Linked DNA regions of Homo sapiens: all the other regions are linked to region 7. A link is a contact called in ENCODE Hi-C or POLR2A ChIA-PET data. All regions are on one chromosome and are shown on one strand. Each heading gives the region's core, a stretch centred on a gene start or an enhancer-like site at or near the end of the contact. The rest is flanking DNA. Distances are from core to core; before and after follow the strand shown.

What was found. Hi-C counts contacts between places; a loop is a spot of excess contacts on that map. ChIA-PET counts read pairs that join two places held with the same protein, here RNA polymerase II (POLR2A). Pooled maps may share reads with other maps.
Region 1: a loop to region 7 is called in a map of naive thymus-derived CD4-positive, alpha-beta T cell, with 14 times the contacts of the local background. The contact joins the promoter of HNRNPL here to the promoter of AKT2 in region 7. A Hi-C loop is called at or near these places in 2 of 168 maps with a recorded cell type or tissue (Right ventricle myocardium inferior and naive thymus-derived CD4-positive, alpha-beta T cell) and 7 of 50 pooled maps.
Region 2: a pooled map shows a loop between it and region 7 (8-fold over the local background). The contact joins the promoter of YIF1B here to the promoter of AKT2 in region 7. A Hi-C loop is called at or near these places in 1 of 50 pooled maps. POLR2A ChIA-PET finds 5 or more read pairs at or near these places in 2 of 52 experiments (HEK293 and activated CD8-positive, alpha-beta memory T cell).
Region 3: a loop to region 7 is called in a pooled map, with 17 times the contacts of the local background. The contact joins the promoter of DMAC2 here to the promoter of AKT2 in region 7. A Hi-C loop is called at or near these places in 7 of 50 pooled maps. POLR2A ChIA-PET finds 5 or more read pairs at or near these places in 2 of 52 experiments (activated T-cell and naive thymus-derived CD8-positive, alpha-beta T cell).
Region 4: a loop to region 7 is called in a pooled map, with 19 times the contacts of the local background. The contact joins the promoter of RABAC1 here to the promoter of AKT2 in region 7. A Hi-C loop is called at or near these places in 1 of 37 single-sample maps with no recorded cell type and 7 of 50 pooled maps. POLR2A ChIA-PET finds 5 or more read pairs at or near these places in 1 of 52 experiments (OCI-LY7).
Region 5: a loop to region 7 is called in a map of naive thymus-derived CD4-positive, alpha-beta T cell, with 6 times the contacts of the local background. The contact joins the promoter of PAK4 here to the promoter of AKT2 in region 7. A Hi-C loop is called at or near these places in 1 of 168 maps with a recorded cell type or tissue (naive thymus-derived CD4-positive, alpha-beta T cell) and 7 of 50 pooled maps.
Region 6: a pooled map shows a loop between it and region 7 (16-fold over the local background). The contact joins the promoter of GSK3A here to the promoter of AKT2 in region 7. A Hi-C loop is called at or near these places in 6 of 50 pooled maps.

What each region holds. Positions count from the first base shown.
Region 1 is chr19:38,848,570-38,851,875 of GRCh38, reverse strand. HNRNPL (heterogeneous nuclear ribonucleoprotein L) reads left to right here and starts at 1,890. Exons shown (of 13, transcript NM_001533.3): 1 at 1,890-2,176. The coding sequence starts at 1,910. RefSeq lists silencers at 1-32, 1,753-2,012, 2,023-2,562 and enhancers at 1,113-1,182, 1,513-1,602, 1,753-2,690, 2,763-2,852, 2,691-3,306.
Region 2 is chr19:38,314,414-38,317,426 of GRCh38, reverse strand. YIF1B (Yip1 interacting factor homolog B, membrane trafficking protein) reads left to right here and starts at 1,480. Exons shown (of 8, transcript NM_001039672.3): 1 at 1,480-1,567. The coding sequence starts at 1,510. RefSeq lists a silencer at 1,156-1,645.
Region 3 is chr19:41,438,474-41,441,525 of GRCh38, reverse strand. It overlaps DMAC2 (distal membrane arm assembly component 2), which reads left to right and starts at 1,614. Exons shown (of 6, transcript NM_018035.3): 1 at 1,614-1,644. The coding sequence starts at 1,627. RefSeq lists an enhancer at 1,710-1,879.
Region 4 is chr19:41,957,520-41,960,796 of GRCh38, reverse strand. RABAC1 (Rab acceptor 1) reads left to right here and starts at 1,476. Exons shown (of 5, transcript NM_006423.3): 1 at 1,476-1,560; 2 at 1,849-2,061; 3 at 2,414-2,511. The coding sequence starts at 1,505. RefSeq lists an enhancer at 1,099-1,388 and silencers at 1,499-1,748, 2,199-2,268.
Region 5 is chr19:39,124,094-39,127,361 of GRCh38, reverse strand. PAK4 (p21 (RAC1) activated kinase 4) reads right to left here and starts at 1,576. Exons shown (of 10, transcript NM_005884.5): 1 at 1,443-1,576.
Region 6 is chr19:42,240,889-42,244,252 of GRCh38, reverse strand. GSK3A (glycogen synthase kinase 3 alpha) reads left to right here and starts at 1,651. Exons shown (of 11, transcript NM_019884.3): 1 at 1,651-2,070. The coding sequence starts at 1,788. RefSeq lists enhancers at 1-365, 980-1,029, 366-1,160, 1,090-1,299 and silencers at 1,590-1,799, 1,830-2,109.
Region 7 is chr19:40,283,628-40,286,844 of GRCh38, reverse strand. It overlaps AKT2 (AKT serine/threonine kinase 2), which reads left to right and starts at 1,500. Exons shown (of 14, transcript NM_001626.6): 1 at 1,500-1,664. RefSeq lists enhancers at 348-1,179, 2,336-2,475 and a silencer at 1,466-1,965.

The DNA of each region.
Region 1 (3,306 bases), core at 641-3,140, 1.4 Mb after region 7:
CGGGGGAGCTGACCGAGGTCCCCAGCAAGGCCCCCTCCCCTAACTTTATTTCCCCTCACCGGCAGAGCCACCAGGCCTGTCCCCTCTTGTATTGCCATAAACCCCATTTTTTCTGATAGGGTCTCGCTCCGTCGCCCACGCTGGAGTGCAGGGGCGCGATCACGGCTCACTGCAACCTCGAAATCCGGGGCTCAAGCGAGCCTTCCGCCTTGGCCTCCCCAAGTGCTGGGATTACAGGTGTGAGCCACCACACACGGCCTCCATTTCAAACTTAGTTTCCACCCGGACCTCAACTCGAAATCCCCCATCAGCCGGGCAGAAAGGTCCTGGAGCACTTTTGGGGCGTCCGCCGCGTTTCTCACGACGCTAGCTTCGCTTTTATTTCTTTTCCCCCCTTTGGCGATATCGTCACTTGCCAATAGCTTCGCTAAGGTGTTCCCCCCCACACCCTGCGCGGGCAGCCCCATAATGTTAAATGCCGTAGGACGGGATCCCGGGTTAATCCCCGTTTGACCCCGCTGCCTGCGCGTGATAACTGGGGCGCGCTCCTCTCCACCCCCCAGGCTCCGCCAGTTGGGCTTCGCCGGAGTCTGGAGATACCCTCCGACATTCTCTTGGTGCAGTGCGGGTGGTCTTACCCCGCCCTTGAGGAAGAAAGGCCCGACGCAGGCACAGATCACAAGAACGCCTCCCCTGTGCAGGGGGCTTGCACTGTGCCAGGTGCTGTACTGGGCGCTTGGTAGGTGGCCACCCTCTCCAGGGTCGGGGCCAGGACCTCCTGTGGTGCTCAGAGGGGTCGAGCTGTCAGGTGAAAACCACTGGCCCGAGTTATGGCTTTGAAGGGAATCCTGGGGGTCTGGGATGGCAGGGACCTGTTAATTTAGATCGCACGGACAAGATGACTTGGCCCTTAGCTCCTGCAGGAGGGGTAGTGGACTATTGCAGGTGGAAGGGACTGCATGGGCACACATGGAGAGTGCGCGGAAGAGCCTTCTCCCAAGGGAAACTGAAAGGGGTTGCGGCTGAATTTAGAACTGGACAGGGTCCGAAGACAGTCGGCAGCAGCGAGTGGTTTTCTACTGAGGAAAAGGCTCAGATTTGGGATTTTAACAATTCCTCCTAGAGGTAGAAATGAACACGGTATAGTGATGGCGACAGAGATACCCTGGGAGTTCCTGTCAATCTTGGTCTAGCCTTCCGGCGCACACACAGCGGTCGCTCCATAAGGGGGCCCCGCCTCTGGGCGGTGCCTGAAAGCGTATTTGCGCATGCGTTCTCGCCTTCGCTCGTTTCGTATACTGCACCAAAGAGCGCCTACCCTGGGGCGGGGCTCCCCATTTCATCCAATCAGAGCGTATCAACAGTCCTACCATCTGGTGAGAGGGTGCGCTCCACTCTCCATTGACCAATCAGTGGAGACGCAGAAGAATGGGCATCTGTAACCACCACTGGAGAGAGACCAAAAAAGGGCGGGGCTTCCTTGTCTCCTTGCGAAGTGGCGCGGGAAGGTCGTCATTGTGACTGGTGCTGACGGATTAGCGAGGAGACCAATGAAAGTGGGAGGGAGGCGGAGATTCTTGGGAGGTTTAGAGCGCCGTTCCTATCAGGTGCTTTTAGGGAGGCCAGCAGCGCCAGAAATCCGACCTATCAAATTGGATTTTATTTTAAGGCGGCGGGGTCGACGGAAAGACTGGCAGAAAGCGACCACCTATAAGGAGTGTCTCAGACAAACAAGGGCGGGCCCTCCTGCAGAACGGCGTGGGCAATGTCCAATAAGCGCGCAAGGCGTGTGGCGGCCTACCCTCCCCCCGCGGCGGGACCAGTGGCTCCCCCTATCGGGTGGGGGCGGCGGGTGACGGGCGTGTCCCTCCCCCAATGAGAGGCGGGGGGAGGCGGGTTCTGCGCCGCCATGTCGCGGAGGCTGCTGCCCCGGGCGGAGAAGCGGCGTCGGCGGCTGGAGCAGAGGCAGCAGCCGGACGAGCAGCGGAGGCGGTCGGGAGCGATGGTGAAGATGGCGGCGGCGGGCGGCGGAGGCGGCGGTGGCCGCTACTACGGCGGCGGCAGTGAGGGCGGCCGGGCCCCTAAGCGGCTCAAGACTGACAACGCCGGCGACCAGCACGGAGGCGGCGGCGGTGGCGGTGGAGGAGCCGGGGCGGCGGGCGGCGGCGGCGGTGGGGTGAGGCCAGGGCCCTAGGCGCTGGGAAGGCCGGGAACTGGGGGACAATTTCCCAGCTTGAGGGCATTTTATTTTTTGAGGGGGGCCTCTGCGCACGCGCCCAGGCCATCGCGTCGTTGACGGTGTGGGGGAGGGGCGGCCGTTGGGCAAACGGCGGGGTTTGCGCGAGGACAGGCGCCTGCGCGTGCGCGGGGTCCGGAGCGGGGTGTGGGGGAGCGCAGAGGAAGTAGCTCGTGAGGCGAATGGCCCAGTGCGCAGGCGCCGCGGGCTGGCGTGTGGGGGCCGGGCACGCGGCCCGGCCGGTTTTTTTCCCCTTTATCATTTTCTTCGCTGGCTCCATGCGCAGGCGCAGTGTTCCCGCCCGGCCTCGTGGGCGGTTAGGGGAGCGCCTGGTGAGCGGGAACGGGTGGGCGGCGGCCTTGTTCTCTAGAGTGGGGAATTCCGTCTGATGGCAGCTTAATCTCTAAGGCCCAGCCTTGTGTCTATACAGAAATGGATGTGTTTGAGCCTAGATGCTCTCATTTTTGTAGGCATTGAAAATGGGAAGAGGACTTGTGAAATGCACTTTTAGCCTTTTAGGAGTTGAGCGAAGCCTTGAAACCATCACAAGTTTGCTTACAGTTTCCGGGGATTCACTGGGTACCGAGGATTTGATAAACCAAACTATTTCCTGGCCATGTTGGAAGCATTTCGACCCCCTGTAATCAGTCCCTCCGAAAACACCAGTCGTTGCTTTTGGAGTGGGGCCCAGTCCCCACTCTTTCCAAAATCTTGAAGTCTTACAGGGCCGCCTATTTGCAGGGTTTTCCAGGGTTTAGGGGTTACGAGTTGCTAGCGTTTTAATCTTGGCCTTGTCCCACACATTTTAAAGACATCTTAATTGAAAATCCTTAACGCTTCCTGAGGTTGGGGGAGATACTGGGATTCCCGATTTACAAAGGAGGAAATGGGCCAGGAGAGAGATGAGATGAGGTGAATTACTGTAGGTGGCACAGCTAGTGAGGGGCAGGGCTGGAGTTAGAACTCCCATTTGTGGGAGCTGCTAACCTGGCGGGAGTGCCTCACCCTGTGGTTCGCGTGGATCGCTCCTGAAATAGAATCCAATTCTACCCACCTTCCACGCACTTCTG
Region 2 (3,013 bases), core at 231-2,730, 2.0 Mb after region 7:
GAACCACAGTGGAGCCAGCACTCATCACTGAGAAACCAGGAGCAGCCCTTAAGGTCTCCAAAAAGACAACGTCTCAGAGGAGGAAGAGGAAGCCACAGCGATAGGGTCACTTGCTGACATCCTTCCGGATGCGCTATCGCTGCGCAGAAGTAACTTCCACCACTATGTTTTCCTGAGATAAGTCGGGGAGTCTGAGAGGGAGAGAAGGGGGGAGACTGAGAGTCAGAGAGAGGAGAGACTAAGGACGCTAGGTGGGCAGGGCTCTTCACTTGCAGGTGCGCCTGTGTGCTGTGAGTTGCTGGGGGTTGTAGAATGCTTTTGGTGGACAGAGGGAACCAGGTTGCAATGTGAGAACATTTTTATGAATTTCTGGGAAACTGCCTTAAGATCTATTCCAAGAGAGACACCTGGTTCTTCTCACCTAACTTGTTGGGTTTCCTTTTCTCACTCTAAATATTCACTTTAAGGCCGGGCACTGTGGCTCATGTCTGTAATCCTAATGCTTTAGGAGGCTGAAGCAGGAGGATGGCTTGAGCCCAGGAATTCGAGACCAGCCTGGGCAACATAGCAAGATCCTGTTTTGACAAAAAATTTAAAAATTAGCTGGGCATGGTGGTGCATGCCTGTGGTGCCAGTTACTGGGGAGGCTGAGGCAGGAGGATCACTTGAGCTCAGGGGGTCCGAGGCAGCCTGGAAAACAGAGGAAGACCCTGTCTCAAAATAAATAAATATTTACTTTAATACCTAAGGGATGTCAAAAATTGTATAAGCCCCTACAACTCCAATTAGCCCCTCAGGAACACAAATGTTTCTCTTTTCCTTGCTCCACAGCCTTTTCTGGCTCTCCAGTGCTCTCAATGACCCAAACTGAACGGCTGTCTGCAGAGAACTGCATTTCCCATCGACCTTTTCGCTCGATATTTACATTTTAAAAAATGTTTTGTAGCGATGGAGATCTCGCTGTTGCCCAGGCTGGTCTCGAACTCCTGGGCTCAAGCGATCCTCAGCCTTCCAAAGTGCTGAGATTACAGGCGTTAAGCCACTGAGCCTGGCTAAATTAAAAAAAAAAAAAATTGTAGGGATGGGGCGGGGCGAGGGTCACTATGTTGCTCAGGCTAGTCTCGAATCCCTGGGCTGAAGCAATCCTCCCGCCTCGGCCTCCCAAAGTGCTGGAGTTAGGGGCGTGAGCCCCGGCAAGGGGCAGACACTCATTTTCTGTCGTGGCAGACACCGCCTCCTCCTGGGATTGGTCCCGGCCTCGCCCTCCTGCCACTCAGGCCTTGACTCGCTTTACTGCATGAGCCCAGTAGCCCAGTCTCCGCCTCTTACGTAAGGCACCGCCCAGTCGTCCAGGCCTCCGTGAAGGGGGGGGCTGGAGGGGTCGGGGGGGTGGGGGCGAGGCCTTCCCTCAATCCTGACGTCCATTGGCTGTCTCTTCGCCGGCGGGGCGTGGGTACGGGAGCCGGGCGGGCACGCTCCGAACCGCGGCTTAGGTGGCGGCGGCGAAGGATGCACCCGGCAGGCTTGGCGGCGGCGGCTGCGGGGACGCCCCGGCTGCGTAAGTGGCGTACGTGGCCGGCGGAGGAGATCGGGCGGGCGGGGGCGTGGCGGGGCGGCCGCGTCGGTTGGCGAGGTCACTGCAGGTCAGAGGTCACGAGATCAAGGATCTGGAACCCTGAGGTGTGCACAGCGCTGGGATGCCAGGTTCGGGTAGGAGGCCCCTTGGGGGGCGATTCTTTAGGAAATTCCTTTAGAAGAAAACAACTTGGGACTGGATAGCGTGCGATATGCAGAGAAATGCAACTTTCATTCATTTGCAGTTAGCGATCCGCCCTTCCCTGCTCCCCACCCTTCCGTGGCTCCCCAGTACCCGCCTGCTGTCGCCCACACCCTTAGGACAGCTTCGTGGCCCCCCGGGAGCGCAGAGGGCCATGCCTACCGCTCATTTAAGAAGCGAACCTGTATTGTGCTGTTGGCCCCCTTTTCCTGTCTCTTCATCTCCGTGAGTGTGCTGTGTGTTTCATTTATTCATTCAACCTAACTTGTCTCAACTCCCATGTGTCAGGCCCTGTGTTGGGATGGAGATGTTGTGGGAGCCCTGAGGAGGCACATGACCCAGCCTAGGGGTGTCAGTGAAGCTTCCTGGAAGAGGATACTTCTTTTTCTTTTTTTTTTTTTTTTGAGACCTAGTTTTGTTCTTGTTGCCAAGGCTGGAGTGCAATGGCGCGATCTCAGGTCACCGCAACCTCCGCCTCCCGGGTTCAAGCGATTCTCCTGCCTCAGCCTCCCAAGTAGCTGGGATTACAGGCGCAGGCCACCACGCCCGGGGTGGTATAGACGGGGTTTCTCCATGTTGGTCAAGCTGGTCTCAAACTCCCGACCTCAGGTGATCCGCCCGCCTAGGCCTCCCAAAGTGCTGGGATTACAGGCGTGAGCCACCGCACCCGGCATGGAAGAGGATAATTCTGATCATGAAAAGTTACCCAGGAGAAGGAGATTTGTAGTGAGAGGGCAGGCTGGGCGTGCTGGCCTACACCTATAATCTCAGCACTTTGGGAGGTCGAGGTGGGCGAATCACTTGGGGCCAGGAGTTGGAGACCAGCTTGGGTAACAGCAAAATCCTATCTCTAATAAAAGTACACAAAATTAGCCGGGTGTGGTGGCGAGCACCTGTAATCCCGGCTACTTGGGAGTCTGAGGCTTGAGAATCACTTGAACCCAGGAGGCAGAGGTTGCACTGAGGCGAGATTGCACCAGCCTGGGCGACAGAGCAAGACTTCGCCTCAAAAAAAAAAAAAAAAAAAAAAAAAGAGGGTGATCCACCTGCCTTGGCCTCCCAAAGTGCTGGGATCACAGGCATGAGTCACGGTGCCCAGCCAACCAGCCTGGCCAACATGATGAAACCCCATCTCTACTAAAAATGCAAAAAAATTAGGTTGGGCGCAGTGGTTCACACCTATAATCCCAGGATTTTGGGAGGCCGAGGTGGGAGGATCACGAGGTCAGGAGTTCG
Region 3 (3,052 bases), core at 365-2,864, 1.2 Mb before region 7:
AAGTGAGCATTACCGCCTGAGCTCCGCCTCCTGTCACATCAGCAGTGGCATTAGATTCTCATAGGAGGCAAACCCTATTGTGAACTGTGCGTGCGGGGGATCTAGGTTGCCTGCTCCTTATGAGAATCTAATGCCTGATGATCTCAGGTGGAACAGTTTCATCCCAAAACCATCCCCACCCCACCCCCGACCCCCAGTCTATGGAAAAATTGTCCTCCACGAAACCAGTCCCTGGTAACAAAACGGTTAGGGACCGCTGCTCTAAGGTACATTCTCCACCTGGCAGAAATAATCTTTACAAAATGTAAATCCGATTTTGACACTCCCTTCTTCCCACTGTGAATAGAATAAAACCCTACCAGGCCTGCACCGTCAGCCCCTGCCCACCTCTCAACCCAGTCTCCTATCTCTGTCTGCAAGCTGGTTCCCACCTCAAGGCCTCTCTGCTCTAGAGGCTACCTCTCCCTGCAGCGCTTTTCCCCTAGATCTTTGAATGGCTCTTTCCTTATCATTCACTTCTACTTCAATGTCACCTCTTCAGAGAGGCCTTTGCTGATGGCCCTACACCCAGTCACTTTTTTTTATCTGCTTCTCATCAAAATTGCCTTGCTGATTCCTTTGTTTCTTATTCATCCTCTCCCACATCCATCCTCTCCCAGCCCAGAATGTTGACTTCCTGAGAGAGGGACTGGGTCTGTCCTGCTCACCATGGTAACCTCGGCATCTAGAACAGTGCCTGCCATCACGTGGTAGGTGCTCAGTAAATATTCTTGGAACTAATGAATGAATAATTCTATCCACAAGACTTCACAATGGCTCTTCATGCTGCGATCTAGCTTTCAACTCCAAACTGGTCTTGAGATCTCACCTCAGTCTCTAACCTTGACATCTAACCTCTTCACCCACTCTCTTACCTGACCCTAATTTTTAAAAATGACGTGGTCAGCTTTTCAGCCCCCTCATTCCCTGTTTTTAGGAGGTAGTGAGTGGAAGCTGGAAGAATAAGAAAGCTTGGGGAGACTGCAATTGCAGTCAGGAAAGAAAGGTACTCTGCCGGGAAGAACACCCCATCTTCTCCTAGGGAAAGATTGTGGAGTCCTGGGGTTTGTTTTGTTTTTCAATTTTTTGTTTTAAGAGACAGCGTCTCGCTCTGTCACCCAGGCTGGAGTGCAGTGGCGCAATCACAGCTCACTGCAACTTCGACCTCCCCGGCTCAAGTGATCCCCCCGCCTCAGCCTCGTGAGTAGCTGGGACCACAGGCGTGCACCACCACGCCCGGCTAACATTTTATTTTTTGTGGATATAAGGTTGCCCTATTTCTTTGTGGAGATAAAGGCTCCCCTATGTTGCCCAGGCTGGTCTCGAACTCCTGGCTTCAAGCGATGCTTTCGCCTCGGCCTCCACAAAGTGCTGGGTTCACAGGTGCGTGAGCCCGACCTGTGTCTCGTTTTGAAGCTCAGGGAGAGGGCGCTGTGAGCAATCCCTAAACCCTTTAAGAGTAAAAAGTGCGTGCACCTTTAAGAGGACGGTTAGAAAACGCGGGGCGTGGCCACAGGAGAATAAGTTCGCGCTGAACCAGGAGCGTGGGATAAGACCGGCCCCTTCCGGTTACGAAACCTTAGCAAGATGGCGGCTCCCTGGGCGGTAAGTGACCGGAGTTCCTAGAGCCCCAAATTTGAAGTCCGCTCTACAGCCTCCGCATTCAGGGCCTCTGTTGGCGGCCACGAGAGCAGAAAGCCGTGAGGCAGCAGGCTAAGCCTGGCAAGCCCCGTACTGGGAGTGCAAACCTGTGGCTAGTGGGGGCCAGGAAGGATCTGTGAGGGTCGCAGGCGGAGGAGACGCTTTAGCGAGCGAGAGGAGGCAGGGACTTGGCTGAGAGTATCCAATGGGGATGAGGGAGTGGCTGCCGAAGAGCGACGCGACTAACCAATCAGAGGGAGGGATGACACAAGGAGCTAATGGACAGGCAAGGGTGGGGCCTGTAGGATAAGAGAGCTTGGAAGGGATTGTTCGAGGATGTGGGATTTGGTCTTAGAAGACCGAAGGATGAATGTAAGGAAAGTTAGTGGGAGATTGACGAATTTTTACAGAAAACTCAAAAGCATGATGGGTGGGGGAACCAAGAGGTCAATTTGGAGGTTCTAAGGGCATGATCTGGGTGAAATTAAGAGGAGAATTTGAGATATTCTTTCAGAGGATTTAAAATCAAGGAATGAATTTAGGGAAAATTAAAGAGGTTGGCAGCTTTAAACTTTTGAGGAAAATAAGGGTTTGGGTAAAATTATCGAGATAATTTGAAAAAAAAAAAGAATTTGGTTAAAGCAAAGAGAAATTGGGGTAGATTAAGAGGAGACCTTGAAAGCAAAATTGAAGAGTTTGGGGGCTTCTTCCCATTGGCCACACCCCTCGACTTTCTTACTCTCCTCTTCAAAGCTCATGCTTTTTATACCCTTCTCGGTTCAGGGGTGTCCAATCTTTTGGCTTCCCTGGGCCACGCTGTTCGAAGAAGAAGAATTGTCTTGGGCCACACATAAAATACACTAACCATAACTGATGAGCCAAAAAAAAAAAAAAAAAAATCACAAAAATATCCTCCTAATGTTTTAAGAAAGTTTGCATGTTTGTGTTGGGCTGCATGCAGGCGGCGGGTTGGACAAGCTTGGTTGGTTTTAGGGATTGCTCAGAGCACCCTCTCCTTGAGGTTTGGAGATAAGTTTTTAAGATTATATTCTGGGGAAAGAAAGAAGTCATTTGGGAAGACCCCAGCAGAAGAATTGGGTAATTAAGGGGCAAATCTGTGGAAAATTAAGAGGTCAAATAATGCAGGTTTTGAGTGATAAGGGTTTGGGGGAAAGTTAGAGGAAGAATTTAGGAAAATCAACAATATATGGCTAGTCGAGAAAATTTAGGGTTCACTAAGGGGAGGAGGAACTTGGAAAAAACATGGGGAAATTTTTGGAATCTCAAAGACAGTTTTGAAGTTTTGAAGGAAGAACTTAGGGTGAGTTGGGAAGCAGAGGGATTGAGGTTCATGGAGCAAGAACTGGGGGAT
Region 4 (3,277 bases), core at 227-2,726, 1.7 Mb before region 7:
TGAACCCAGGAGGAGGTGGAGGTTGCAGTGAGCCAAGATTGTGCCACTGCACTCCAGCCCTGGCGACAGAGTGAGACTCCGTCTCAAAAAAAAAAAAAAGTCACTTGAACCTGGGCATGGTGGCTCACACCTGTAATCCCAATACTTGGGAAGGCCAGGCAGAAGGATCGCTTGAGTCCAGGAGTTTGAGACCTACTGGGCCAACACAGCAAAATCCCTTATCTACTTAAAAAAATTTTCAAAAAAAAAAAGGTCACCTGGTTATCCCATATAGATATTTTCCTTCCAGCCCCACCCAGCTGCTTTGGAAAATTAGGATCCCAGTCTGCTTAAGGGAGCCCAGGCTTCCCTATACTTCCACACACATTTCTTGAGGCCCTGTTCTGGTTCACCCCATTAGAATTCAATTAGAATTCCAGCCCTGTGGGCCAGGCACAATGGCTCACGCCTGTAATCCCAGCACTTTGAGAGGCTGAGACAGGAAGATCACGAGGTCAGGAGTACGAGACCAGCCTGGCCAACATGGTGAAACCCCGTCTCTACTAAAAAAATACAAAAATTAGCTGGGCGTGGTGGCGGGCGCCTGTAATCCCAGCTACTCTGGAGGCTGAGGCAGGAGAATCGCTTGAACCCAGGAGGCAGAGGTTGCAGTGAGCCGAGATTGCGCCATTGCACTCCAGCCTGGGCAACAAGAGCGAGACTCCATTTCAAAAAAGCCCACAAAACTTCTCAACCTTTTGTCTTTCCCAACTTCACTCCCTTCTCTCCAAAGGTGTGTGTGGCGGGGTCGGAGGTGTCCCTAGCCCCAACTCATTCATCTTTGGGACTCCACAAGGTGGGGCAGGGGGCAACCTCAGATACCCCTCCAGCAACCATGGCCCCCTCACTAGCCTCAATCTCTTGAGGAAGGAATCAATTCCCACAAATTATCTAAATCTTTCTACTCAAAATGTAGTCCATGGACCAGGGGCATCAGCATCACCTGGGAACTCAGAAATGGAAATTATGGGCTCCACCCCAGACTTGCTGAATGAAAACATCTGGGCTAGGGCCCAGGAATCTGTTTTAGCAAGCCCTCCAGGTGTTTTTTTATGCCCTCTAGAGTCAGAAGGACAGCTCTGCACGGTCCCCATTGTGCCTTCCCTGGGAGAGTACACAACGCCCGCTTCTGCCGTTAGAGTTCCCATAACGCCCTCGCTCCTGACAGCCCACATGCACCCTCCTGAAACTACAACTCCTATAATACCCAGAGGCGCGCGCCGTCACTTTCTGGGATTATATCTCCCAAGGTGTTTTGCGAGTCAGACCGCCATCATAGCGCCCATCCTCTTAGTCACCGTCAGGACTACAACTCCCACAATACTCGGCGGCAGAACTACAGTCCCCAGCTGCTCCGGGGCTGCGCCACGTCGACTCCGCTGGGTGGGGCCGGCGTCGGGCGGGGCCGGCGGGGTCTTCAGGGTACCGGGCTGGTTACAGCAGCTCTACCCCTCACGACGCAGACATGGCAGCGCAGAAGGACCAGCAGAAAGATGCCGAGGCGGAAGGGCTGAGCGGCACGTGAGCGAGCTGGCTCTAGGCCCTCGGACCAGAGACCCGGGAGTCCGGGCCCCCGGCCCCCTCCTCCCTCCTCCCTCGAGAGCCTGGAGTCCCAGCCCCGAGCCGCAGAAGTGTTGGCCCCGGTCTCCTCTAATGGGACCCTGGAGTCTGGGCCCCTAGTCCCCTCCCTGCCTGCTGTACAGGAATCTGGGGTCCCGGGAGGGAGTCCAGGCACCCTTAGTCCCCTTCTTTTGCGGGGGTCTGGGGCTCCATCCCGGTCCACCACTGACCCGGCCCCACCCCCCGCAGGACCCTGCTGCCGAAGCTGATTCCCTCCGGTGCAGGCCGGGAGTGGCTGGAGCGGCGCCGCGCGACCATCCGGCCCTGGAGCACCTTCGTGGACCAGCAGCGCTTCTCACGGCCCCGCAACCTGGGAGAGCTGTGCCAGCGCCTCGTACGCAACGTGGAGTACTACCAGAGCAACTATGTGTTCGTGTTCCTGGGCCTCATCCTGTACTGTGTGTGAGTGCCTCCCGGGCCCCGCACCCGCACTAGCCCCGACCGGCTGGACCCCTCCTCTCGCCGCTCAGGCCCCGCCCTTCACCGCCCGGTCCCTCCTCTCACCGCCCAGGGCCCTCTTCTCACCGCCCAGGCCCCGCCCCCAAGGATTGGCTCTGCTAGACTACCTTGTCACCAAAGGGCCAGGTCCCCTACCCCACCATCACCCTGGCCAGGATGCAGTGTGACTAAATGTCACCTGGCCCTCCCTGGTCTCCAGGATGTAGCTTGCCGCCCGCCGGTGGAGAAGGCCAGGGCCGTCGGGCTGGCCCAGCCCCAGCTGTCTAACCGCTGCCTCCCTGCACTCCTCCTCCAGGGTGACGTCCCCTATGTTGCTGGTGGCTCTGGCTGTCTTTTTCGGCGCCTGTTACATTCTCTATCTGCGCACCTTGGAGTCCAAGCTTGTGCTCTTTGGTGAGAAACCCCCTGCCCAGATGAATCCTTGGTCCCTCAAATCTTGGTCTTTTGGAATGCAGACAGACCTCAGACCCCAAATCCAAGTCCTTCAAAACCCAAGTCCGCCCAAGCCTAGATGTACACTAGATCCCCCAAACCTGATCCCTTAAAATCTCAGACACAACCGATCCTTCCATCGAGTCTCAGCCCCCTCAAATTGCTATTCCTCAAACCCAGGATCCACCTGGCTGCTGTGCCTTAAACCTACTCCTTTTCAAACCACATGACTCCTCCCCTCTCTCTCCTCCCCTTGCCGCTCTCTGCGGCCAACATCAGCTGCAGGTGCCCACACTGGACACCAGGTGGCCACCTTACACTGGCCTAGATCTGTTCCCGTTTCTTTTCCTGCTTTCTGGGGTGTGACCAGAAAGAACTTGGAACTTAGAGAGGGAAGCCGAGGAGTATGTTTCATGTGGTTCCCAGACTAGTAGTACCAAGGACCACTGGGAAAACAAAATGCCAGGGGAAATTCCCCCCAGGGGAAAATCAAGGTTTGGAGTGGGGTCAGGGAGTTGGGATTGGACAGTTAGGTAGACCTGAAGGCCAGGCTCTTCAGGGGCCTGCAAGTTATGTGCTTGATGGGCTGGGGTGGAGGGAGTGCCTGAAGCACAGGCACGACTTGGCTTCAGCTGATCACCGTCACCAGAGCATGTAGACCCCATCCCTGAGACTTCTATGAGAAGCCTGAAGTTGGTATTTTTATGTGAAATCGTTCACTTTGCCA
Region 5 (3,268 bases), core at 327-2,826, 1.2 Mb after region 7:
GGATTCCCAGCAGAAGGAACAGGAAGGTCAAAGACCGGGCGGGAGGCATGGGCCTGGAGTTGGAGAACAGTAAAGGGGCTGGGGAGAAATGGGCAGAGCCATAAGAAGTGAGGTGGGAGTGACTAAGGACCACAGTGAGAGCTTAGGGTTTTAAGAACAGTGAACACCCCGCTCTGCCCAGGGTACCACCCAGGGACACTCTCCCCAGTCAGAAGCCCGTCGGACTCCCTTGCTCGGACTCCAGACCACCTACAAACACCCTACTCCCATAGGCTCACAGGAATCTTCCCTGCCAGATCACACCCTTCCAAGGAAACCAAGCAGACAATCCGATCCGCCCAGGGAGTGGCCCAGCCCTGCCCAGCCCCCTGCTTCCAGGAGAGACCTAATGGCTGGCAGCGGACAATGTGGCGACCAGGGGCAGGAGCCCTGGAATCACCCAGGCCCAGCTTCGATTCTAACTCTGCCTTCAGCAGAAGCTTCTGAGCCTCATTTTTCCCGTCTGTAAAGTAGGTTCATCTTGAGCACTCACTTCACAAGATTGCAGCAGGAGTGAAATACGACCGGGCACACAGGGCGTGGAGCACAGTGTGAGCCCTCATTAAACATTAACCGACATTATGATGATTTGAGAGGCGGTCGGCCAGAGCAGGGCTCTGGGCCAGAACTCCGGAGTTAGAATCCCAGCGCACAACTTATGCATCGGGTGACCTTGTGCAAATCACTTAACCTCTTAATACCAGGTTAAGACCCCCTAAGACTATAGTGAGGACTGAATAAGCTCATACAAGTAAAGCGTTAAAAAGAGGGTCTAGCCCATAGTGTTTCATGAGTGTTTGCCATTATTATTTGTGGGAGGGTTCCCCCTTCTCCTGTCACCAGGAAGCATCTCTGACCCGGCCCCCCCCCCCCCCCCCGTCCCCCGCAATACGCCCTCCTTGGGTTTTAATTTTTGACTCTGGGAAACAGCTGCCCCGCTGTCAGATTCTCACCTTTGTACCTTCTAGGCACGCCCCAGCTTTGAACCCCTAAAAGACGCCCCCGAACCTAAAACTCATTCATCTGCTCCGCTAGGGGCAGCTTTAAACCTCCAACCTGGCGCCCCTGGGGCTGTGACCTCTGACCCTCGTGGGGGCAGCCTTCCCTCAAATTATTAACTTTGACCCTGCCTTTTTTGAGACTCGCCCAGAACCCCTCGAACGCGCCCCCACTTCGAATTTCAAACTTTGCACTCCCCTTCGCCACGCCCCCTTCGCTGGTTTGATCTCCGACCTCCACTACAACTCCCTCCAGTCTGCGTTAACCCCCGACCCCTCGGACGCGACCCTTCCCTCCACCAGTGACCTTTGACCCCGGCGGCCCCGCCCCCCTCCTCGCGGAAACGCCGTCCCGCCGCCAGCGCCCGGCCCACCGCAAGCCCCTGGCCGGACCCCTTATCCTACCGGCTCGGCGCCGCAGTCGCTCGCGGCCTAACTGCTCGACCTGGAACTCCGCGCCCTCGCGCCTCCCTCAGCTCTCTTGCACCGCCACCACCGCGGACACTCCCGCCGCCATGTTGAATCCCCAACGAACATCCGGGGCTTTCCCCCCTCACCGCCCACCAGTCCCCATAGCAACGAGGCTGACCGGGCAGTGGGCAGGGCCAGTGCGGGGGCGGAGTCGGGCGCCTCTCAGGGCCCGCTCCAGCCTCCGATTGGTACAGAGCGTCCAATCGGAGACCTTCGGGCAGAAAATGCCAAGCGGGGATTGGAAATTTTGGAAAAGGTGCGGGAAGGCTGGCTCCCGGCCCACTGAGGTCCTTAAAGGGGAAATGACTGTTTTCGTGTGATACCGATTTTCTAACTTCCCCCCCAGAAGGAGTTAGGGGCTGGGAGAAAGTAATGAGTTAATGGGCAGAAACAGTTCTTAAGCACTTACTAGGAGGCAGGCACCGGGATAAGTGTTTTACTTGCATTTTCTCGCTGCATATACAACCCTGTGGTATAATATCATTAATACCCATTTTACAGATAAAGAAACAGAGGTTCAGAGGGTGAAATAGCTGGCTTAGCATCATAGAAAGAAGGTAATGAGTTTTGAACGCTGGTCTGTCTGAGCCCGGGAACCTGAGACTGTTTGCTCTTCAATTTTTAAATAAGTTTTTACGAAGTAATTGGTCAAAATATTGAAAACAAACAGCAGACATCTTCTTTAAAAATTTTTTTAAATTTTATTTTTACTTATTTATTTGTCTTGAGATAGAGTTTCGCTCTTGTTGCCCAGGCTGGAGTGCAATGGCGCGATCTCAGCTCACTGCAACCTCCGCCTCCCGGGTTCAAGAGATTCTCCTGCCTCAGCCTCCTGAGTAGCTGGAATTACAGGCGTCCACCACCACACCCAGCTAATTTTTTGTATTTTTAGTAGAGACAGCGTTTCACCATGTTGGCCAGGTCGAACTCCTGACCTCAGGTGATCTATCCGCCTCGGCCTCCCAGAGTGCTGGGATTACACGTGTGAGCCACCAAGCTGGCCTTTTTCTTTTATTTTTAAAGAGAGAGTTTTGTTGTGTTGGCCAGGCTGGTCTCGAACTCCTGGGCTCAAACTATACTCCTGCCTCGGCCTCCCAAAGTGCTGGGATTGCAGGCGTGAGCCACTGCGCCCGGCCAGACATCTCTCCTCCTGGATCTTATTCACTGGACTCCAGCCTTCATGCTGTTCCTGAACTCTTGTCAGGTGCGCTCTCACCTCACAGTCTTTGCACTGGTTGTTCCTCTGCCTGGAACATACTCTTCCCCCAGGTATCCTTATCTCTCCCTCCCTTTTTTCAGGGCTTTACACAGATGTCACTTTCTCTGTGAACTAATTCCCTCGCTCACCCTAAGGAAAGCAGCAAACATCCCTCTCACATACTACCAAACTCTGTCTGCTTTGTTCTTATTTCTCACTCCTAATTGTAGTTATTGCTTGTTGGTTGTCTCCTCTGCTGGAATGTCAGCCCCATGACAACATGGATTTCTGTCTTTGTTCACTGCTGCATTCCCAGTGCCCCAGCACTGTTGGCATGTAGATGCTCAGTAAACATTGGTGGAAGGGCTGTTTGAATGCGTGGTAATTCCACCCCTTCAGAGATACTCTTAAATGTTTGGTGCTTCTCCTCTGCCCCAGAACAGCCACATAGTAGGCATTTAATTAATTTCTACTAATGTCGGTGGCAACAATGAATGAATGATTGAATGATGAGTTAATTTTTCTTTATGTTTACCTATCTTTTTTCTTTTTATTTGTTCAT
Region 6 (3,364 bases), core at 402-2,901, 2.0 Mb before region 7:
AAACAAACCAAACCAAATTAGCTGGGCGTGATGGTGCACGCCTGTAGTCCCACCTACATGGGAGGCTTAGGTGGGGGGATTGCTTGAGCCTGGGAGTTAGAGGCTGCAGTGACCTGTGATTGCGCCACTGCCCGCCAGCCTGGGCGGCAGAGCGAGACCCTGTCTCAAAACAAACCAAAAACTGAAAACTGAATGGTGGTTCAAGACAGGATTTTTTTTTTTTTGAGACGGAGTCTCACTCTTTTCGCCCAGACTGGAGTGCAGTGGCGCGATCTCGGCTCACTGCAACCTATGCCTCCCGGGTTCAAGCGATTCTCCTGCTTCAGCCTCCTGAGTAGCTGGTATTACAGGCGCCCGCCACCACACCCGGCTAATTTTTGTACTTTTAGTAGAGACGGGGGTTTCGCTATGTTGGCCAGGCTGGTCTCGAACTCCTGACCTCGGATGATCCGCCAGCCTCGGCCTCCCAAAGTGCTAGGATTACAGGCGTGAGCTACTGGCGCCCAGCCTGAGCCACAGCGCCAGGCCCAGAAATGACATTTCCGTCTTTTTAATGCTCCATTCAGCTTCCTGGTGCGAACCACATTGCTAGGAAAAGCTAGACTGTATCCGAAGACTAGTTAGTGTTCTGAGAAACCGCCGGGAACTTTGTTTCCCGAATCTTTGCAGAGTTGCGGTTAGAGAGGGGACATTTTTTCTTTCCTGATCTATGGTCACCTGGAACTTAAAGGTGCTTGGATCCATTTTCCAGCAGTCCTTGATCGACCTCGGCTCTTTCTTAAAGAAGGACCTGGGGGCGAGGAAGGAGGCGCTGAAACACTTTTAAGTCTCTCCAGGGAACTGCCGCAGTCTCTAACCTTTCGTTCACACGCCCCTGATGGTGGCCATTGGACTTCGCTTCCCGGCAAGCCTCCGCAGACTGGCCTCACAGAGGGTCAGGTCTGGACTATTCCCCAGCATGCTTGGAGCTCATGGGCGATCCCGCCCCCTCAGTCAATGGGGAGGATACGTCGAACTCCATTTCCCAGAACACACCAGGGCTCGCTGTGGCAACTGCACTGAGGCCTTGGTGCTGACTACACTTCCCGGCAGGGACTGCGGCCCAGCGTACCTGGAAAGAGGAGCGCGTAAACCTACTCCATTTCCTCGCCCATCTCCGGAACTGCAGTATCCACCTGGGGCTTAAAAACCACCTGAGACTCCATTTCCCGGCGTGCTTTAAAAATCGCTTTACACCTGCAATGCGGTGAGGGCGTGGCGACGACTCCATTTCCCGGCTTGCCTCACGGCCCGAGACCCGCAGGTTCACGCGGGCCGACTCAATTTCCCAGAGCGCACCGAGCTCTGGGAGGCATACACAGCTAATAGACTGAGTGAGTGGACTCCGTTTCCCAGCGTGCATCAGGCTCTCTGCTTCCTAAAGTGCTTCAGGGCTCCCCGTCGTACAGTCGGCTGACAGATTACCCTGGACTCCATTTCCCGACGTACAGCGTGACCCGTCATTCCCGCCCATCATTCCCGCGGTCTACTCTGAGGCTTTTGTGGACTTCATTTCCCGGCGTGCCACGCGGCTCTCTGTGCGGGCCGAGGGCGGTGACGGCGGCGCGGACGACAGCCGGACTGCATCTCCCGGCGTGCCCCGCGGCGGGCGCTGGGCCGGAGCCGGAGCCCAAGCCAGAGCGGCGCGGCCTGGAAGAGGCCAGGGCCCGGGGGAGGCGGCGGCAGCGGCGGCGGCTGGGGCAGCCCGGGCAGCCCGAGCCCCGCAGCCTGGGCCTGTGCTCGGCGCCATGAGCGGCGGCGGGCCTTCGGGAGGCGGCCCTGGGGGCTCGGGCAGGGCGCGGACTAGCTCGTTCGCGGAGCCCGGCGGCGGAGGCGGAGGAGGCGGCGGCGGCCCCGGAGGCTCGGCCTCCGGCCCAGGCGGCACCGGCGGCGGAAAGGCATCTGTCGGGGCCATGGGTGGGGGCGTCGGGGCCTCGAGCTCCGGGGGTGGACCCGGCGGCAGCGGCGGAGGAGGCAGCGGAGGCCCCGGCGCAGGCACTAGCTTCCCGCCGCCCGGGGTGAAGCTGGGCCGTGAGTACTAGTGGCGCCCGTGTAGGGTGGTGATTAGGGTTCCCAAAGCTCCTCAGACATCCATCAGATTCTTTCATGTGCTTAGATAGGAGCTCGAGGTCACTGTGCCTCCCCATACCGGGGATCCGAGCCCTCTTCCTCCCAGGAAAAGGAGTCTTGGGGTTACCATCTCTTGGAGATCAGAATTACTCGTGGATCAGAATTACTAACACTTAAAGAAACGGGTTACAAGTCTCTGTTCTTCCATTATTGAGGTCTTGGGTCCTTGAGCCTTAAGAACAGGTATCTGATGTTGCTATTCATTATAATATTGGATCAGAGGTCACAGTCGCTTGCAAATGGGGATCTAGGGTTATTGTCTCCTAAGAGAACAAGAATAAGACCAACCCCGAAAAAGAGGGATCTGCATTCCCTGTCCTTCAGAAGATGGGGATTTGGAGCGAATATCACTTAGAAGCAGGGCTTTGAGGTTACTGTGTTTTGTCCCCAAAGAATAGGGCCAGGCTTTCCAAACCTGGTACTCAGATCATCTTCCCTATTAAAACCAAGACCTGGCATCATTACCCACCCTAAATCTTGTTGAGCTGTACTGCCAATGGTGAGAATTAATAGTTACTGCCTTTTAGATATAAAGACATTGGGAGTCAGCATATCCTTCAAACCAAGTCCATAGTCCATGTTTTAAAATACATGGCTTGGTGTGTCTCCTTTAACAAAAATGGAATGGAGCAGGGTAGGTCACAGTTTCCTACAGAATATGGATCTAAGGTTATACTTTTTTAATAATTGTTCTAAGGTATGGTGTCATTGGCTCTGAAAAAAAAAAGTGATGTAGGGTTATCTCCCTCTGAAAGAACTTGTCACTGGCCCCTCAAAATGGATTTGGTGGCCGGGCGCGGTGGCTCACGCCTGTAATCCCAGCACTTTGGGAGGCTGAGGTGGGCGGATCACCTGCGGTCAGGAGTTCGAGACCAGCCTGGCCAACTGGTGGAACCCTGTCTCTACTAAAAATATAAAAAATTAGCTGGGCGTGGTGGCGGGCGCCTGTAATCCCAGCTTCTCGGGAGGCTGAGGCAGGAGAATCGCTTGAACCCAGCAGGCGGAGGTTGCAGTGAGTCGAGATCGTGCCACTGCACTCCAGCTGGGCAACGAGAGCGAAACTGTGTCTCAAAAAAAAAAACAAAAAAATGGATTTGGTTCATCAGTTACTCAAAGGGGTCACTATCCTCTAAGAATGGCACCAAGGTTTGCCACCATTTGAATAATGGGAATTGGGAATTATAGCTTTCCTTCA
Region 7 (3,217 bases), core at 251-2,750:
TTAGGGCTGTGAAGGGGGAGGCATTGGTCAGAGTTATTAACACCGACTGATGGGGAAGACCGGGAATTAGGAATACCAAGCAGCAAGTTCCAAGCTAGAAACCAAATAAGAAAGGGCTAGTTCCAGCATTAGGTTTACGTCTCAGAAAACGAAAGCCGAACCCTCAGCAGGATTTGCCTGAAACACTCTCACAGACTGAGGTGGACCCAGGATTCAACTCTCAGTCAGGCATTTTTCTCACTTACCAATGCATACAATTGCCAAGTTATATGGCATACTGGAACCCAAATTCAGGAGGCAGCACAATCCCCTATGAGAGAGGAGGGGCTGGGAGCCAGATGTCTCACAGCTGTCCAGTATACTAGCTAATATACGGATTAGGATCTGTGCAAAGCTCTTTTCTTGCAGGGTCATTTTTTTTCTTTTTTCTTTCTTTTCTTTTTTTTTTTTTTTTTTGAGACGGAGACTTGCACTGTCGCCCGGGCCGGAGTGCAATGGCATGATCTCGGCTCACTGAAACCTCTGCCTCCCGGGTTCACGCGATTCTCCTGCCTCAAGCCTCCCAAGTAGTTGGGATTACAGGCACACACCGACATGCCCGGCTTTTTTTTTTTTTTTTGTATTTTGAGTAGAGACGGGGTTTCACTATGTTGGCCAGGCTGTCTCGAACTCCTGACCTCATGATCCGTCTGCCTTGGCCTCCCCAAGTGCTAGGATTACAGGAGTGAGCCACCGCGCCCGGCCGCAGGGTGATTTTAAGGCCTTTATGGGCCCAAGTTGCATTATAAAATGTTATATCCCAGATTCACTGGAATATGTACGATGAGAGCAGGTGGCATTAATATCTTGCAGTAATGAACTAATTGGTAAAAACCGTTTTGTTTACATTAAAATGGTTCAAAAGCCAGCGACACAGCGATGATTGTTTCCATTTAGCAGATGTGGATACTGAGGCACAGAAAACGGTCAAGCCTTCTGCCCACAGTCACCAGAAAGGAGGAAATTCAAGTCTGGGGTTGTGTGGCTTCAGAGCCTGAGCTCAACCATGACGAGCACACTGAAAAGGAAACCCCTCCTAACTAACTCCCGCTCCGGGGTCCTTTAAGAGCGTCAGAACCCAGAACTGAGTAAAACAAGATCAAAGCGTATGTAAATACGGACTAGGGGCTGCCGGGAAATAATCACTACGGCTAGGCCCTAGGGAAAGCAGACGTCGGAGTCCTAGTGCGCCTGCGTAGCCCCATCTCGCCTTTCCGCCCCACGGCCTAGCGAGGCCCATCTCTAACCCACACAGGCCCAAAGTTGTCTAATGTGCGCAGGCGCCCTGCTGTGAGCCCGCCTCCTTCTCTGCCCTGCTCTTGCGCTCTCGCTCTCTCAGAGTTCGTCTCTGGCTCTTTGTACGTCACTTCCTGTTTGTGGCGCGAGAGGGCGGTATTTCCGTCCAGAGGGTGGGAGGGGGCGGTAAGCGGGGGCTGGGGGGAGGGGGCGGGGGGGGCCGCGCCGTGCTAGCCGTTGGGCCTGCCTCGGAGGAGGCGTCGCCGCCGCCGCTGCCGCTGCCGGCGCCGTTGCCGCTGCCGGGAAACACAAGGAAAGGGAACCAGCGCAGCGTGGCGATGGGCGGGGGTAGAGCCCCGCCGGAGAGGCTGGGCGGCTGCCGGTGACAGGTGAGTGCGCCAGCGCGTGTCCCCGAACGCCCCCCCCACGATGGTCGCGTCCGGGCCCCCCGCGGTGCCGCGATGGGCTGTACCACCCGTGCCCGGCGGGGGGACCGCGGCCCTCGAGCCCCTCCTTCAGGAGCTGAGTGGGGGTGGCCGAGCGGGGGCGGTGGGACCAGCCTCGGGGGGCCGGGGCGGTGGCGGCGGGCCATACCACTGAGGCGGTGGGGGGAGCGCTGCAAGTTTGCGGGACGGGGAGCGCAGGCCGCAGCGTGCGCGGGCCGGGGGCTGGACCTTTCGGGCGCGGCGGGCAGATCGAGCCTGGCGTGCGCGGGCTAAGCTATCGAGGGGGCGCGCCGCATCAAGTGTAGAGGGCTGTACCTTTTTGGCGCTGTGGAAGCCGTTGCTGTGCTGTATTTACAGGGGTGGGGGCTTCTGGGGAGGATGCTTCCCCAACTGTGGCTGGGTTATATCACCACGGCGTTGGGGGAGCCCTGCTTAGAACGTAGGGGAACCCAAATCAGAGGACTGTGATGTTTGTGATCTTTAAGGGACTGGGACGGGGCGGGACAGGCCCTAGTGGGTTTTAGGGGCGTATTTTGGGAGGACTGTGATGCCGATTGGTGAGGAGGGGTTTCTGTTTCCTGTATTTGACGTGTGTGGCGTTGGGGGTTTACACTGATCTCAGCCTTTATTGAACTTCTTAACGACTCTGGAGGGAACGTCATGGTTACTGGGGTGCTTTGGACCATGGAGGTGCTGCTCTGGATTCCATTACCCTCTCAGATTATTTACCAGGCAGTAACAGTTCTTTCCTTCCATAGGGGAGGGAGGAAAGCTGTGTTAGAAGTCACTGAAGTTGTCTGAGCCTTAACATTCTGAAGAGGAAGAGGGATTGGGCTTGGATTTGAGGAGCCGTGCCCCTGCACCCGCTTGTTAAAACTTGGGAGGAAGGAGTGTTTGGGGGAACACCTCTTCCCCCCAGGGAAGCTCTCTGGGGGCATCTTGATCTTGGGATTGTGAGGACCTCTTCCTCTCATTTGGAGACCTCTTGGGGCTCAGCAAGACGCCTGGGCTGGAGTAACTAGAGCCTCCAATGGGCTGCTTTTCAACTTCATCCACTCCTACCTTCCCAGAGAAGCAGCAGGAGTTCACTCGTGGGCTGAACTTGGTTGGCAGTGGATGTGAAGGGTCCAGGAACCAACGCAGACCACTACATGCTCCTCTGTCGCTGGCCACGAAGCTGTTTGTGTCTCCCAGTTACCAGCTCGGTCACACATCATGTTTACACTCCCCACCAAGGCAGTAACAGTTGGCCTTGCAGTGAGGCCGGGAGCTGTTTTCCCAGCTGTTCCTCTTTGCATAGGCCAAGGGGACTTGGAGTGGGGGTGCCCCTGGCCCAGCCTGGCCCAGGGAGGAAGGCTGCTCTGAAGGGCTTGGGACAGTCAGATCCCCCATGGATCTGGTGTCTTATTGTGGTCTGTGGGCTGGTGCTGGGAGCAGCCAGCCCCAGAGGTCTGTGGCCAGTGTCCCTGCTCCCTAGGCCAGATCATGACCTTGGC